2 separate regions of the Mus musculus genome follow, and region 2 is linked to region 1. The links are chromatin loops, found by intact Hi-C in ENCODE. Cell type or tissue: gastrocnemius. All regions are shown on one strand.

The links. Hi-C counts contacts between places; a loop is a spot of excess contacts. Peaks named below come from ENCODE experiments on the same cell type or tissue, not always from the same donor. Only the 100,000 strongest peaks of a DNase experiment are listed, where the experiment ranks them.
Region 2: a loop joins it to region 1, with 2.5 times the contacts of the local background. A loop is called at or near these places in 24 of 42 quality-filtered maps.

What each region holds. Positions count from the first base shown.
Region 1 is chr19:18,708,187-18,716,186 of GRCm38, reverse strand. It overlaps D030056L22Rik (RIKEN cDNA D030056L22 gene), which reads right to left and starts at 2,952. Exons shown (of 2, transcript NM_001374130.1): 1 at 2,528-2,952. The coding sequence starts at 2,863. In gastrocnemius, CTCF peaks have their summits at 2,596 (motif pointing right) and 3,141 (motif pointing left); DNase peaks (open chromatin) are centred at 2,622, 3,066, 5,120 and 7,876; H3K4me3 peaks cover 2,619 bases; H3K27ac peaks cover 2,531 bases.
Region 2 is chr19:18,831,968-18,839,967 of GRCm38, reverse strand. Trpm6 (transient receptor potential cation channel, subfamily M, member 6) reads right to left here. Exons shown (of 39, transcript NM_153417.2): 24 at 7,306-7,499; 25 at 1,863-1,995. Among named protein-coding and RNA genes, the nearest start is that of Gm41814, 86 kb to the right of the region's middle. In gastrocnemius, a CTCF peak has its summit at 4,778 (motif pointing right); a DNase peak (open chromatin) is centred at 4,769.

The sequences.
Region 1 (8,000 bases):
GTATGACTGATATAAACAGGTCTACCAAGCATTAAGCAGTTTACCTTAAATGATTACAAAATTACTTTAAGTAGTGATATTAAAACTGGCACAACATCCTCAAAATACTCCATGCAAAGAGAACTGCCCCGGAGCCTCACCAGGCTGACGGGTGCTAGTCTCAATCTGAGCCCCCTGGGTGGATCAAAGCCTTCCTACACTGGGTTAAGGTTATACTTGCTACCATAACACCTTCACACAGTTCACTGGAAACCACAATCAAGGTACATACTGTTGTAACAATGAAAGCCAAGTGAGGTTAACTTCAATCTTACTTGTCCCAATATAGCCAAAACATTGTTTCAACTTCAAAACTTAACAGTATGATGCACTCTTTTCAGAATGGAGAGTGTATCTTACACTTCTGGCGCTATCCACAAGTGGCTACCTGTCAATGCTCAGGGGCCACATGGCAACGTGGAGTCCAGGGAAAGCATCCTGCCACCTGCAGCAGCCCTGCAGTCAGCCTTGAAAGGCAGAAAGAATCAGTCTTTTGGGAATTTAATATTGAGATAAAGATACAATAAAGGCAAAAGACATAGGGTGGCGAGATGGCTCAGTACATACAGACACAGACACACACACAGACGGTAAAAACTGGAGAGAAACAGGTCAAGCCTGAATAACTGACAAAAATCGCTGACCCTACCTCATTACAAGCATAAATTAGGATCACTGTGAGAATTAAACATGAGCAGAGTAAATGCACACTATTGCTAGGTATCACACATCCTTAATAATGTGTCATTAACTATTTCTCTAGGAAAACATTTCTGCTGCTATTTAACCATACCATGCAATATTAGCTAAGCAACTGATCTGCATAAAGTTATACTGTTATTAAAAATGCAGCTTATATATAACACATATGCACTCTTGGCTCTGTCTACTTAAAAGTATATGTATACATTAAGGTATCCCCTCTCTATATACACATGTAAGTTGTGCATACACACACATGTGAGTGTTCGTATGAAACAATAAAGGTGACATCCTTAAGTCTGACAACACAAAGCAGGCAAGTACTGTGCTTGGAAAGAAGACACCTGTGGCACCATTTCCTACACAAGACTATCCATAGCGTTAGGGCAAGGATTTATGCCCTCATCTGAGCAAGCAGAAATCAGGCAGACACTGACACCAGTTTGCTTTTTGTTACATCCTTTTCTCCTGGATGATTAGCTCTTAAAACAAACCTTTGTCTTTGGAAGCTAGAAAAGATGGAGAATTCCTATCTTCTCAAGGTTCTTCAGAAGATAAGGAACTCAAGGAGCAGAGCTGACAGAACACTCCTGGGCCTCACGGTCTTCTGCTGGCTGCTACTAACAAGGGAAGACCAACAGGTCTAGCCAACTGTGTCTAAGCAAGGACTGGATGGTGTGGTGTCTGCTTACTGAACGCTCGCTCCCCTTGGCCAGTCAGTCTCTCTCATCACCTGTGCACATAAAGCTAGGGTGCCTGCAGTTACATCCAATACTTCTGCTTAAGAAACCAGTAACTTTCACCTAAAAACAGTGAGTGTAGTATTGAAAGATAATCTCCCTGAACGCCTTTAATCTCAGCACTCGAAAGGCAAGAGGAAATGTGGATCTCTGGGTTCGAGGCCAGCCTGGTCCAGGACAGCCAGGGCTACACGAAGAGAAAATTTCCGTTATCTTATCAACTTTGTTATAAAATAACTAGAAAAGGACACTGAGCAGACGCATGCCAAGGTGGCTGAGTTTGGCGAGCTCTAAGAATCACCCTTGCTTCTTCACCTCATGCTCCACCAACTTATGCAAGAACTGCTTTAAAGAAGGCTCTTGAGTCCCTAAGTCGGGCCAATGCTGTGCGATACATATATAGTATGGGTTATAACTCACTCGAAGGCCGGGCAGTGGTGGCCCACGCCTTTAATCCCAGCACTTGGGAGGCAGTGGCAGGCGGATTTCTGAGTTCAAGGCCAGCCTGGTCTACAGAGTGAGTTCCAGGACAGCCAGGGCTACACATAGATAAACCCTGTCTGAAAAAGCAAAACACTCACTTTAAGTTTTCTAGTCACGTGTCTAAAAATAAAATTAACAAACAGTACACCCAATATGCGGCAAGTTGCTTCGTGTGTAACACAGTTCAGAACCCGACCCTTTATCTTAAAACATATTTGGCGCTCCTACTCTTCTTACACTTAAAACACATAAGTTTGGTCAAGTTATATTTCTAGTGTATTCTGTCTGATCACATGGCTAGCGGCTACCAAAACAAAGCAGCGGAGAGGACAGTGAGTCCAACAATCCATTCTCACAGCACTGAACATTAGGAGTTAACAGGTCCTCTGATGAATGCTACTGGAAAGCATGCTAGAAGTTCTACAGCATTCCCCATCAAATTAAACGCCTCTCTCCCGTTGGTCACTGAGCTGACCCTCTAGGGTCCAGCCCGTCTGGCCCACTCGATGGCCCGACTTCCGCGGCCTGGCACCGAGCTCCGGGCTAGTGAGTAGCGGACCTACCTGGCTGTGCACCCCGTCGGCTACCTGCGGGCTGCCCGCGCTTTCTACTCTGTCGCCGCCGCCCGCGGCCCGGGGTTCCTCCTGCTCGCCAGGAGGTGGCTCTCCGGGCTCCCGGCTACAGCCCTGCAGCTCCTGTCTGTCGTCCCCGCCGCCGCGTCGCTTGCGGGGCGCAGACGCAGGCTCCGCCATGATCCCCGCGTCCCCCTGGCGCTTGAGGGGCCGAGCCGTCCCAGACGGCGGGACCCAGAGCGGCGGCTCCTCGGGGAAGTCGCTGAGCAGGAGCCGCTTCCAAGGCACGCGGAACGTGAGCGGCTCAGCCGCACGCCGCTTGGCCATGGGCCAGGGACGAGGGTCGCGCGGGCGGCGGGCGGAGGGCGAAGGGCAGCGCAGAGCTCGGCTGTCCCGAGGGCGGACGAGACGTTGTGGGGGAGCCACCGCGCAGCGCCGGAGTTTCGAACCTGCGCCGTGATGCGCGCGCACCTGCGCCCATCCAGCACAGCCGCTGGTTGGTGGAGGCTCGCGGTTCGCGTTCCCGAGCGCCCTTGCGGCCGGAAGTGCGCCCTCTGAGGGGGCGGGGCATGGGGATGTGGATGGAAGGAGGCCGCTACCCCCTGGCGGCCTTCTTTTGACTTGCACGGTTGTTCGCATTCCCCTGTGTGTGCGCCTCTCGGTCCCCAAGCGAGGACTCGGGCAGGAGCGGCCGAAAGACTCCGCGGCCTCAGAGGTCCCAGCGGCAAGTGCGCTGGGGCCCTTTCCTCTGTGCTGCGATCCTGGGGCGGCGGAAGTGTCTGCTTAGCCCGCAGCGGCCTGCAGGTTCCAGGACCTCTCCAGTGGGTGGTGTCTTGGCAGAAAAATGTAAACCGTGGCAGAAATAAGTCCGTACTTTTTTTTTTTTTTTTTTTTTTGGTAAAAAGCAAAAAGTAACTAAAGGATAGGGTGCTTGCCTACCATGCCCAAGGCCTTAGATTCTATCCCCAGTGCTGCAAGGATAAGGAGAAAACGCAGTAACCAAACAAAACTAAGGAAAAAACAAAACAAACAAAAAGAAACCAAGCCCATCAACGCTCCGGAGAAACATTCTTTCTAGGGCATGGTAGAGCTGTTTTAGCTGATAGGTACTGTGTATGGGTGTATTTATGAATATGCGCCATGTGCATGCTTAAATATCTCTAGATGTAGTTGTAAGCCATCTACACAGAGAAACTTCCTTCCAGCACTGGGGATTGAACCTACGGCCTTGGGCATGGGAGGCAAGATCTCTATCCTTGAGTTACTTTTTGCTTTTACCGAAAGACTAAAATACTGGCTCAAACAAACCCATCACGGTTTGCATTGGTGGGAGGACAGCAAATAACCAACAAGCACAAACAGCGTTATCGGTAGTGTACAGAAAGTTCTGTTTGATCGCTCCATTTCCTGTTTGCACTTGGTAATTCTTCCACCTGGAACAAATGATAAATTCGCCATTGCCATTTTCACACTAGTGACACAGATGATTTGTTGTGCGGAGACCATGTTCCAACACAATAGAATACAACATGGGCAGGTGTGTTCCTTCTGTTCTCCAGAATCTTGCTGCCCTCCCCCCACCCCGCCCCTCATTCCTTGTGATACTTAGCATTATGTACACAAGGTAGTATAAAGCATATGCATAGCTAAAATGACCGTAACACGCAAGTGTCCCTGCCTGGCTTCAGAAGGGAAAGAGCATCTGTGTGCCTCTTCACTGTCCCGTTTCTCTTTCCTGTCCCCAAGTAGTCTTGTTTCGGACCATGAATTACTACTTCTTTGTAATTTCCCCCTCAGTCCACTCACTTATCTGTATTTCTAAGATGCTTTTTTGGATTTGCTAATATTTTAAGATATACTAAGATCTAGCTGACATACAATACGCTGCTTATTTTTAGACGTGGCATTTTGCCATACATACACATGCGCCTGCGAAGACATGAGAGTGCATCGCCTTAAAAGCTTTATCTTAAAAGTGGTTTGGAAAACCTTTAGTCCTAGCACTCGGGAGGCAGAGGCAGTCTGTGAGTTCTTGGCCAGTCTGGTCTACAGATCTAGTTCCAGGATAGTCACGGCTACACAGAGAGACCCTGTCTTGAAAAACAAAATCTATAAATGCTAAGAGCATTGTTCAAAAATGCGTTGTACAGATTTATTACAAAGTGTTTTTCTGAATGCTTTTTATAGCACCAGAGGTTGTTTATTATTATTATTATTATTATTATTATTATTATTATTATTATTATTTTGCATCCTCATCAGCAAACAATATGGCCAATGTGAAATGGTATCTCATTGTGGCCTCAATTTGCATCTCACCCAATCAGTGAAGCTGGACATGTTTTTTTGTTGTTGTTGTTTTTTTGGTTTTTTTTTTTTTTTTTTTTTTTTTTGTATTTATAGATTTTTGGTTTTGGTACAGGAATCCTTGTTAATTGTTGTAGCTTCCCCTAGCCTTGAGTAGGCTGGCTTTGACCTTGCTGCCAAAGAGTAAGAGACCACCTGGGGTGGAGCCTCCGATTTAGATGGCTCTATTGTTCTGTCACGTGTCACTGCTCTTCTCCAAGACACTGCTACCTGCTGAGAGGCCCTGGAGATATTCCGCAGACAGCATCTAGACATTACCTACAGACTGGCAACAGGCATCAAGAATGGATTGGCGGGCCGGGCATTGGTGTCACATGCCTTTAATCCCAGCACTTGGGAGGCAGAGGCAGATGGATTTCTGAATTCGAGGCCAGCCTGGTCTACAAAGTGAGTTCCAGGACAGCCAGGGCTATACAGAGAAACCCTGTCTGGGGGGGAGGGGAGGGGGAGGGAAGGATTGGCGGGGCATGGGCCTCCCCTCTTTATAAGCACAGACTCTTAGTAAACTTTGGGGCCTTGAACAGACATGTCTTGGCCTCCATTATTTCTCTTGTCATTTCCTTCCATACAGTTCCGGCCTCCCACACAAGAACCCAGTTAGTGTGGCTGCAGGCAGCTTACAATAGTTAATATTGTTCTTTGCCAAACAAATTCTACACTTATATGTGTTTCAAATGACCAGTCCTGTTTTTCTTTGGGTTTAGTCTGCTATAAGGTTGATCCTTTACCATTGGGGCCTCAAGATCACCTGAACTAAAGTGCCTGGTGGCCCAGGCTGGATGGCTACACGTCGGTTAAGGCATAGTGCATCTTTAAAAACTAGACCAGATGTCCTTTTTCTCTGGTTTGTGAGAACCTTTTTATTTAGTATCCTAGAAAAATTCGATTTGGTGTTAGAAATATCAACTTCTTGCTGGAGAGATGGCTCAGTGGTTAAGAGCACTAACTTAACTACTCTTCCGGAGGTCCCGAGTTCAAATCATCCATAATGAGATCTGATACCTTCTTCTGGTGTGTCTGAAGACAGCTACAGTGTACTTACATATAATAACAAATAAATCTTTGGGGCGGAGTGAGCTGAGCCGGAGCAAGCAGAGGTCCTGAGTTCAATTCCCAATAACCATCTGTACAGCTACAGTGTACTCATACACATGAAATAAATAAGTCTTTAAATACAAAAATACCACCTTCTACTAATCTGTGTCTTTTATTTTCATTTTATGGTGAATTATTCGACTTTATTTGTGAGACAAGTTCTTAATATATATCCCTGGCTGGCCTGGAGTTCTCTAAATAGGCCAGGTTGACCGCACATTGATCTACCTGCCTCTGCCTCCTGAGAACTGGAATTAAAGGTGTGAAATAAGACTTAACTTTCCTTTCTTTTCTTTCTTTCTCTTCCTCTCTTTTTCTTTCTTTCTCTTCCTTTCTTCCTTCCTTCCGTTCTTTCCTTTTTTCCCCAAGACAGGGTTTCTCTGTATAGTTCTGCCTATCCTGGAACTCACTTTGTAGACCAGGCTGGCCTCGAACTCAGAAATCCACCTGCCTCTGCCTCCCGAGTGCTGGGATTAAAGGCACGCACCACCACGCCCCGGCTCCATTCTTTCTTTTATGTATGCGAGTACACTGTTACAGTCTTCAGACGCACCAAAACTGGGCATGGGATCCCATTACAGATGGTTGTGAGCCACCATGTGGTGGCTGAACTCAGAACCTCTGGAAGAGCAGTCAGTGCTCTAAACTGCTGAGCCATCTTTCCAGTCCTTTATTTTTATAGTGCATTCATTACCTTGATTATGTCTGCACATGTAATGCCACAGCACAGTACACATGTGGAAGCCAGAGAACAAGCTGTAAAAGGTGTTTTCTCCTTCCATCTTTTGAGTCCCAGGGATCAAATTCCGTTGCTCATACCCAGTGGCACATTCCTTAACCCATGGAGCAATCTTATTAGCCCGCATGGCTTAATTTTAATATAGTAAAATAGATCTTCATGTCTTAGTTTGCCTGCCTAAACATTTACTTTTGTCTAAACATTTTATAGTGTCCTACTTGTCTTTCCATTCTTAAGGCCTTCATTCACTTGGAATCAGTGTGTGCACACGTATGTCTGAATGCGGAGAGGAAGGTCTGAGTCCCCTCTCCCCATCTGGGATGATGGCCTTGCTTATTGTGCAGTTCCTACTCCATGCTAAAGTGAAATTTACAGGGTTGGCTACTCTCTAGTCAGCTCAACTATTCTCTTTGCAATTATGTCTCAGTAAATGGTATCTACATGGTTACATCTTAATAAGCAGGTTTGACAGTAAAAGTACTCACTTCCAAGCCGAAGAACCTGAGTCTAATCCTTGTGACCAGGATAATGGAGAAAGAAGACTCTAGCAAGATGTCCTTTGATCCACGCTGTGTGGCAAACTCAATGCACACTAAATTTTGTCAAGAGGTTTTGATAGCTGTAGAACAATCCTTGACGTTTTTTCAGTATTGTCTGCACTGCCTTAGCTCCTGGCTCTTCCATATGGAACCATCTCTAGTATTTCTGTTGGGTCTTTTGAGTTACAGTGGAATTACAGATAAGTCTGGGGAGAATTTTCATCTTTGCAGTATCAAGTCACTCCTTATTCAAGAGCTCTATTTAGATTTTTAAATGTCCTTCATTAGAATCTTATACTTTTGCCCATGTCTTTATAAGACCTTGAAAGTAGCACATGTGGTTACTTTGTCCTGAGGTGGACCAATCTACTGAGTCAAGGAAATGAGTCCACTTCACCTGCTTAGTATACTTTATTCATTGTTCTCTATTTTCCATTTCTCTGTCTGATTTCTGTTCAGTTTGTTGTTTGTTTTGTTTTTTCTTCTTCTTCTCTAGTTTTTTCTCATGGAGCCTAAAATTGAGTATAGCCTTTCTGATTGTTAGCCCAAGGTTACCTCAATTCACTGAATTGCTGAAGCAGGTGCTAGGACTGTGGGCACACAGCAGGACCAGCTGTCTTCTTTTTCAATACTAACATGCAAGTTGTAATTCTCCCAGTACTCCAGCCTCAGCTACAGTCTGCAATTTCTGGTATGTTGTTTTTATTGTTCTTGAGGTTTGAAA
Region 2 (8,000 bases), 120 kb before region 1:
GTTGTATAAGCACAGCTGTCAAGAAACGGAATATGCAAGAGAAAGAAAGTAGATATGGCAATGGTCTAAAGATATTTTTGAGATAAATTCCAATTTTATGGGTCTATAATCACCATTTGATATTCATCATTTTCTCAAATATTAAATTTGATCTGAAGTTCCACCAGCTACCTAAACACATATTGACAGAAATATATTATCAACAGAAAAATACAGAATTTCATAAATATGAAATGTCTACTATAAGAAAGTTCCTATTGTAAATCTATTTTAAGTGAAGTTTCTACTGTAAGAAAGTTCCTATTGTAAGTCTATTTTAAGTGAAGTTGGGTTTAAGAAATCACATCTATCTATCTGATTTTGGGGCATCAGAAAAAAACATATATAATTAAACATTCTATAGTCAGTCTCATGTATATTCAAAAGTGAAGAGATATATTTAACTTGTGTCAATTTGCTTCTACTTGCAAGAACAATTCTGTTTTTAAAAGTGCAAAAGACCGTGTGCACGGTCCATACTGTAACTCAACGCTGTACATGTGAAATTATTACATTAACGCACCCACTAGGTTTCCTGACACATTCCCTTTCTCCAACACATCTGTCCTCTTCCCCCAAACTTCTGAATGGCTTTCCTACACCGCCCCCTTTCAGAAAGTTCAAGAACGGCAAGCCCCTTCAGCCACAGCCTTACCTCAAGCCCCTGTGTGCTCATGTCTCTACACTTATGAAGCCGGTCCTCTGCCCAGTTTCTATCCTGGCTTCGTGGAGTAAAACCCAGGCAGACCATTTCCAACACCACACAAATTTCTGTTGTCATCTCTATACACAACAATGACAGCTCTTTGTGTCCCCATGCCCCATCTCTGTCCCTTCGCTGTCAGCCCGCTCACCTAAGCTGTTTACTGCTGCTGCCTCAAGCTCTCCTGTTCTCTCCCCCAGAGCAGTGAAGGCATCTCCATCCCCACCACCAGCAAATGTCAACCAGGGCCTGCTAGAGAAGTCCACCCTCTCAGCTGCCTTCCCTGTGCTGGATCTCCAGCTGCTGCTGGACTAGCACACAACCTATGGGTGTCATTCTCTGAGAACATCGCTCTGCCATGTCACGTCCTGGCTATCCTAGAACTTGCTCTGTAAATCAGGCTGGATCTCAGAGAGATCTGCCTGCCTCTGCCTCTCCTGCCTCCTGCCTCCCGCCTCCCTCCTCCTCCCACCTCCTCCCGCCTCCTCCGCCTCCTCCCGCCTCCTCCTGCCTCCTGCCTCCTGCCTCCTGCCTCCTGCCTCCTGCCTCCTGCCTCCTGCCTCCTGCCTCCTGCCTCCTGCCTCCTGCCTCCTGCCTCCTGCCTCCTGCCTCCTGCCTCCTGCCTCCTGCCTCCTGCCTCTGCCTGCCCCTCCTGCCTCCTCCTGCCTCCTCCTGCCTCCTCCTGCCTCCTGCCCCTGCCTCTGCCTCTGCAGGGCTTGGATTAAAAGTGTGCACCTCTATGTGCAGTTCCTCATAGCTTTTGTTTTTTACTGACCAACATTAATGTATAGGTTTCCTCTGTCAGCTTACTTGAATATCCTGTCTTTTCTACTCCTTCATTTCCCTAAACCTTTCCATATACAAACGCTGGAATGTAAAGCCATCAGAAAGGAATTCTTGATTCCTAGTCACCACTTATCCCTTGGAATGCAAAGACTGTCTAGAATATAGTGACGTCCAATAAATAGATGGTGATTGCATAAACCTTATTGCGATACATGCTTCAAATTGAGCAGAACTCAAACCTATGGGGTTTGAAAGTAGGTCTATCTATTCTTTTACACATTTTAGGACGATCCTGATCTGGTAGCAGTTTAGGGATTAAAGAGATATTCTTTACCTTTCTGATGTCATTCGAATTTGTTCCTCAAAACTACAATTCAGACCTTCCGTCTTCTCGTGGAAATATTTTTCCACACACTGCTCTTCAAAATCATGAAGCTTTTTCAAGTCATCCTTAGTGAGATAGAGCTCTGTGGAAATAAGCATGACACATATGAAAGCCATTCTTGGAGAGCTGAGATGTAGTGTGTTTTTTTGCAGACATGGATTGTGTTCCCAGTGGCCCAGAGCTGAAGCTTCATCTACAGGTGAGGGTTAAATGGTGGGACCTTGGGGTGGTTGGATTGATGAAATGGTCACATCAAGCTTAGCCACTGCTAGCTAGCTATTCTCCCTCTCTCCTTCCTCACCCCTTCTCCTCACTTCCCTACACTACAGAAACCCATCCACCATGTTTTGATGTAACTCGAAGGCCATCACAAGAAGCTGATCAGAGGGAGACTACAGTCTTGAAATTCCAGCCTCCAAATACAGTAGAACCTTGAATGACAAAGCCACAGAACCAATGTGCTCACTTAGAAATCTGTATATTTATTAAACTTTGGTTTTCCAAAGACCTCTGTTAGCTAGACACTGTAGCAATAACAGAGGAGGTCAAGATGTCTTTACATGTATTATATGTGGTGAAATTGTGAGAAATCACTTTTTACCTTTGTTTAATTAGAAAATGGAGGGAGCTGGAGTTAGAGTTTAGTCTATAAATCACTTGCCATGCAAGCACGGAGACTGGAGCTTGACTTCCAGAACCCACATAAAATGATTTGATGTGGTGTGGGAGTAGCCCAGCACCAGGGAGGCAGACAGTGATGAGCATCCCAGGGCATTGGAGGCTGATGAACTGCTCATAGAGGCACCCTCAGAAGGTGGCTATGAAGTGTCCCAGTACTGCTACACTCCATACGGTGCGGTTGCAGTTTAATACTATATATTTATTTCCTTACACTTCTCTTGCCTGGAAGGGGTATTATTATGCTCTGTGATCATGATTCTGGCGAATTTTATGATTCTAAATGATAAAATATATTCTTGTCTATGCGATCACGAAATACATGAGGCTAGGTACTTAATAAAAGAGGCTTTCAATTGACCTTGGCATGAGCACGTTTTAACTCCTAATACATTTATAGAAGACTTGTGTATAGATTTCATTCTATGTTCTCATAGCATATCTAATTTTTTTCTGTGTGCATTTGTGTGCGTGTGTATTCATAGAGAAGATGAATATATAAGAGGGCACGTGTGTGCACATGTAGGCAAATGGCAGAGGTTGATAGTCTGGTGGTATCTCTGAAGTCCAGGTCTGTGAGAACACAGAACACGTCAACTAGTCTGCACTGAATGGCAGGAGTCCAAGCTATCTGCCTTGCTCTGCCTTCCCGGTGCTAGAATTAAAAGAATGCACCAGCATCCATGCCACTGTACGTGGGTTCTGAGACTCGAACTCAGGTCCTCATGCGTGCACAGAAAGCACTTTATAGACTATCATTCTAGCACCCTTTTTTTTCTTAATTTTTCTCAGATTTCTAGTTTAGATAGTTGGTATTTGAAATATTTTTGTTTCCTTCACTTTTGTCTGTTTTAAATTTATTTTATTGCATTGTTTGTTTGTTTGTTTGTTTGTTTGATGAGCCAGTCTCACTACGTAGCTCAGGCTGGCCTCAAACCTGTAGATATCCTCTCCTCCACCTCTCCATGTCTGGGATCACAGATGGGTGTCACAATGCCCAGCATGGTCTTTGTTTATTAATTATTATAACTCTTCAAAAGCGAAATTCTCCTATAAATGTATTTCTAGTTAAGACTTGCTTATTCAATGGTCAATTGCAAACCTCTTTTCTTAAGTACCTAGCCTCGTGTATTTTGTGATAGCAGTGTGATGTGTGCAAATGGCTTTTCTCCCAGTTGGACTAACAGGAAGGGTAGCTTATGGGACAGACATCCCAGCCTGTCACACTATGCTCCCTGAAAAGCAGTAGTACAAACATCTAAGAATACCAGATAACTCTTTCTTCTTCCTTCTTTAAAAAATGGTGAACATGGTGGACAGGCAGAAGCCTTCTTTTCAATATTTGAATAGTGTGCCATGTTTTCCTGTGTTAAACAAACTTCTCTATATTTATATGCAGCTGGAGAAAGAACACCGTTGTCTTTTTTCCCTGTTGCCTGCTTTAGCTATTAAAAGAGCGATAGGTAATCTACAGATGAAAATCGAATTTACAGGGGGCAGTGTGGGCTGATGCCATTGCAGCCGGTGTGAGGAAGTCCTGCCTCCTCAGCCTGAGCATGGACTGGGTGGCCCTCTTTCTTTCTGAGAACTACCAGCCAATAGTCAGTCAACACTGCACCCTTCCCGGAGTAACTAACTCTTTAAAGGACACCTCTCCTTGTGGTGCCAAGGCCAATGCAGGCTTTTATCAAACCCCAGCATTCAGATTTATACACTGCCCTGGTTCTCAGGGAATGGAACCAGAAATCACATTTAAGTGTGTTTCTAATATAGGAAATATCAAGAGGGCGTGATGTTGCTAAAGGAACAAACAGAAAATTCCTTCATAAGTGTCTTCACATAAGTAAGGAGGAAAATTAAATATTACTTCATAATTTACTAAAGCAATAGTTTCATTATTCTCCAATTAAACAACCAACGAGAAATTAGTTTTAAATTGAAAATGTGTGTAGTAATAAAAATTGTGTCACAACTAAAGCAAACAATATTTTGTGATTTATATGGCGTGAAGGAACCTTTTCGACATTAGAAAATAATGATAATCTCGCACAGCCCCCATTTTTGATGTCCTATAAGCATGAAGTTTTTCAGGACCAGGATGTCCACCCGCGCCACCAGCAGCAAATCTGCCCCCAAATTCCCAAAGGGAGCCAGCAACAGGTGCTGCTTGGAGTATGCAGTTCCTAAAACTATCCACGAGGTGGCACTGCTGCCCCATCTGTTGTCTACTCTACCTGGGAAAGGAAGCCCAGAGAATGTTTTAGAACTATGGGTGAACTTGCCTTGGTGCAAAAGCTTTGAATCCAGCACTCCAGTAGTTAACAGATGTAAAGGGAAAATCTCAGGACGCCACAACACCAAGTTCTCAGCACAGAAGGACAAGAAAGACAGAAGGCAGGGAATGAAAAGCAAAAGACAGGAGATAGAGAATGAAGGAGAAGGAAACAAGGAAGAGGGGGGACAGGTTTGTTTAATTACCAAAAACGCAAAGATTCGTAATATTTTCCTCAGGAGAAAAATACTAAAGTAATATCTCTTTGAAGTATGTTGTGTTGGGTGTTTTTTTTTTTTTTTTTTTTAAATCTAAGTGGCTGACTTGAATTTCAAAAAAAGAAAAAAGAAAGAAAGAAAAGTAATGACATCAACTTTGGCCTGGGATTATGTGGTCTCCATATACTTTGATCTTTGGTACTATGTTTTTTGTTCGTTTGGTTGGTTGGGGTTTTTTGTTTTGTTTTGTTTTCTTTCTTTTGTTTTTTGTTTGTTTGTTTTTTGTTTTTGTTTTTAGAGACAGGGTTTCTCTGTGTAGCCCTGGTTGTCCTGGAACTCACTCTGTAGACCAGGCTGGCCTCGAACTCAGAAATCCGCCTGCCTCTGCCTTCCAAGTGCTGGGATTAAAGGCGTGTGCCACCACTGCCCAGCCAGTACTATGTTTTTATGCGGAGACTCTTAGCACTGACAATTACACAATCGAAATCTATAGAAATTGAAGACCCTTAAGTATCCTTAAGTATCAAAAATCCAATCCAGATTAAATTCTTTATAAAATACACCACACACGCCCATCTCAACGTTGTGCAAATTAGCTTTGTCTTTAATAAATGGATACTTGAGGGTTTTCTAAATTTTATTGTGTATAGATACTTTGCATGCTTGTGTGTCTGTGTCCCACTGAGGCTGTAAGAGGTGTGAGACCCCTTAGACCTGGAGTTACAGATGGTTACGAGCTGCCACATGGGTGCTGGGCGTCATGCTCGCTAGGGTCCTCAGAGGGCAACCAGTGCTGCCATCTCTACACCCACCACCCCCTGGATTACTTTTATATCAATGGCTATGTGATCTGCTATCAGCTAATTCATGTGCACCTTATAAAGTTCTACAGGCCTTAGGGCCAACCTGGGGGATAAAACAAGTAAGCATCCTTGAATAAAACAGAACAGGAGCGCACATTTCCAGCTGTCTGTGCTTCACACTGCTTTTCCGAAAATAAGAAGCATCCTTTTTGTGCCCTCGTCTGATCTTAGGTGGTTAAGAGACCAGAGCTCTGATTCCAGTTTATCCGCTAGGCAAAGCTCGCTTCTCTGTTTCCCTGGATCCGAGACCCTTTGAATCACCTGTCTACACAGCAGGGCAATAAGCGAGGGTCAGGTGATTCTGCTAAGAGATACCCAGAGGAGTTCCCAGGTCAGCAGAGAAAACACAGGTTTTCTTGAAGTTCTAAAACCTTCACACATTCACGACATTGTCTCCCTGGCTCTGTTTCAGCATACCATTTAACTGTAAACGTATTTTTTTATTCTTCTGAAGTAATTGTTGTCTCAGAGGCTCATCACCTCAGTCTGCTAACAGAGGCCTAGTCCTGGACGCTTCCAGCCTCTGACAATCTTACTTTCTCAGCCTCGGAGACTTGTTCCTGAATAAGCTCACCCTGTCTAGGTCTCGATGGCCTGTTTCAGCTCAGCTGTTTCAGCTCAAATGCCTCTCCAAGCTGACTTATTCAATCTGGCTTCTCTCTTAGCCTCTGACTTTTTGTTCTGCTTGGCCTCATACTAACTTTGACAATATGTTCTAATCTTCTGGCTCCTTCTCATTCTCTGGCGGATTCTGTCTTCACCTGTGTCTAGCTTGTTCTCTTTGCAACCTGACTCTCTACAACTGCCCTGGTAAAACTGCCTTTTCCTCCTTCTCCTCTTCCTCCTCCTCCTCCTTCTTCTATCTCTCTGTCTGTCTCTGTCTCTCTCTCTCCATTCCCCACTACTCTTTTACATAGCTTACTTTTCCTCTCTCTTTTCATGAAAGTTGAACATATCCTATTCCATCAAATCTTTCTGGCTTTGTCTGATACTCAACTAGGCATCACTTTCAACGTGAGTGCTTCCTTCTACAAGCTAACTTTACCTTCACTGTTTGAGATTCAAGGTGTATACTAAGGACTGAGTCACACCACAACTAGAAACAGGTATTTTCAGGTAATTACAAAATCTTGGGGTTCACAGTGTGATCAAATATCCTGCGACATTTAACAGAGGCAAAAATAATCATGAGACCCCAGACAAAGGTGAGGGCTTGCAGCCAGTGTGTTCTCAGGACCTTCATGTGGGGACCTCACTAGAATTGCCAGTCTCCAGTGCCCCCACCCTTTATTCTCTTCCCTCCTTTATTCCCAGTGTCTGCCCTTTTCCTTCCTCCCTTCTGTTCCTCCAGAGAAACTTACTTAGCCCTCCGTCCCCCTCTTCCTGGTCCTGTGGGGCTGGGCGACAGCACAGACCTCGGAGGAGGAGACACAGGTGATTCAGCAGGATAAAGGGAGGAGGCAGCCAGGGCTTCTGGTGGTAGGTCATGATGTAGCGATAGCGGTTGTATTTCCAGAGCTTGTTCGAGATGGATTTTATATCTAAGTAAATGTTGCTGTAGGTGGAAGAAAGAGAGACAGAGAGAGAGAGAACATTTTAATATGGGATCCAAAATGTGACAGTTAGACCCTTTCTTCCAACTCGTCTGATTGGTTAACAGATAATCAGCAGCAGTTAGCCAATAACTATTATCCACTTAGGATTTTTTATTCCATCAAATAAAATACAGTAACCACTTTTTACAACAACAACAAAAAAATGTTCATTGGAACAGTGAAAAAATGCAGACACTGAAATCAGATATTAGGAAAATGGCAATATTTTAGGCAGAAAACAGAAACTGCCCTGTTGTGCTGTGTAAGGGGGCACCTTTGCCTCTCCTATGTGAAGCTCTCTTCCAGAATGTAACTCATCCTTTGCTGTAAACAAGTCTGATGCTCCCATGTGCTATTGACCTTATAAAGATATCCTTCACATGCCAAAAGCAGGAACTGATGAAATAATTCTAGCTAAAATATCTCAACAGAATCGTCTGAAGGAAGAAGACGTAGGAGAG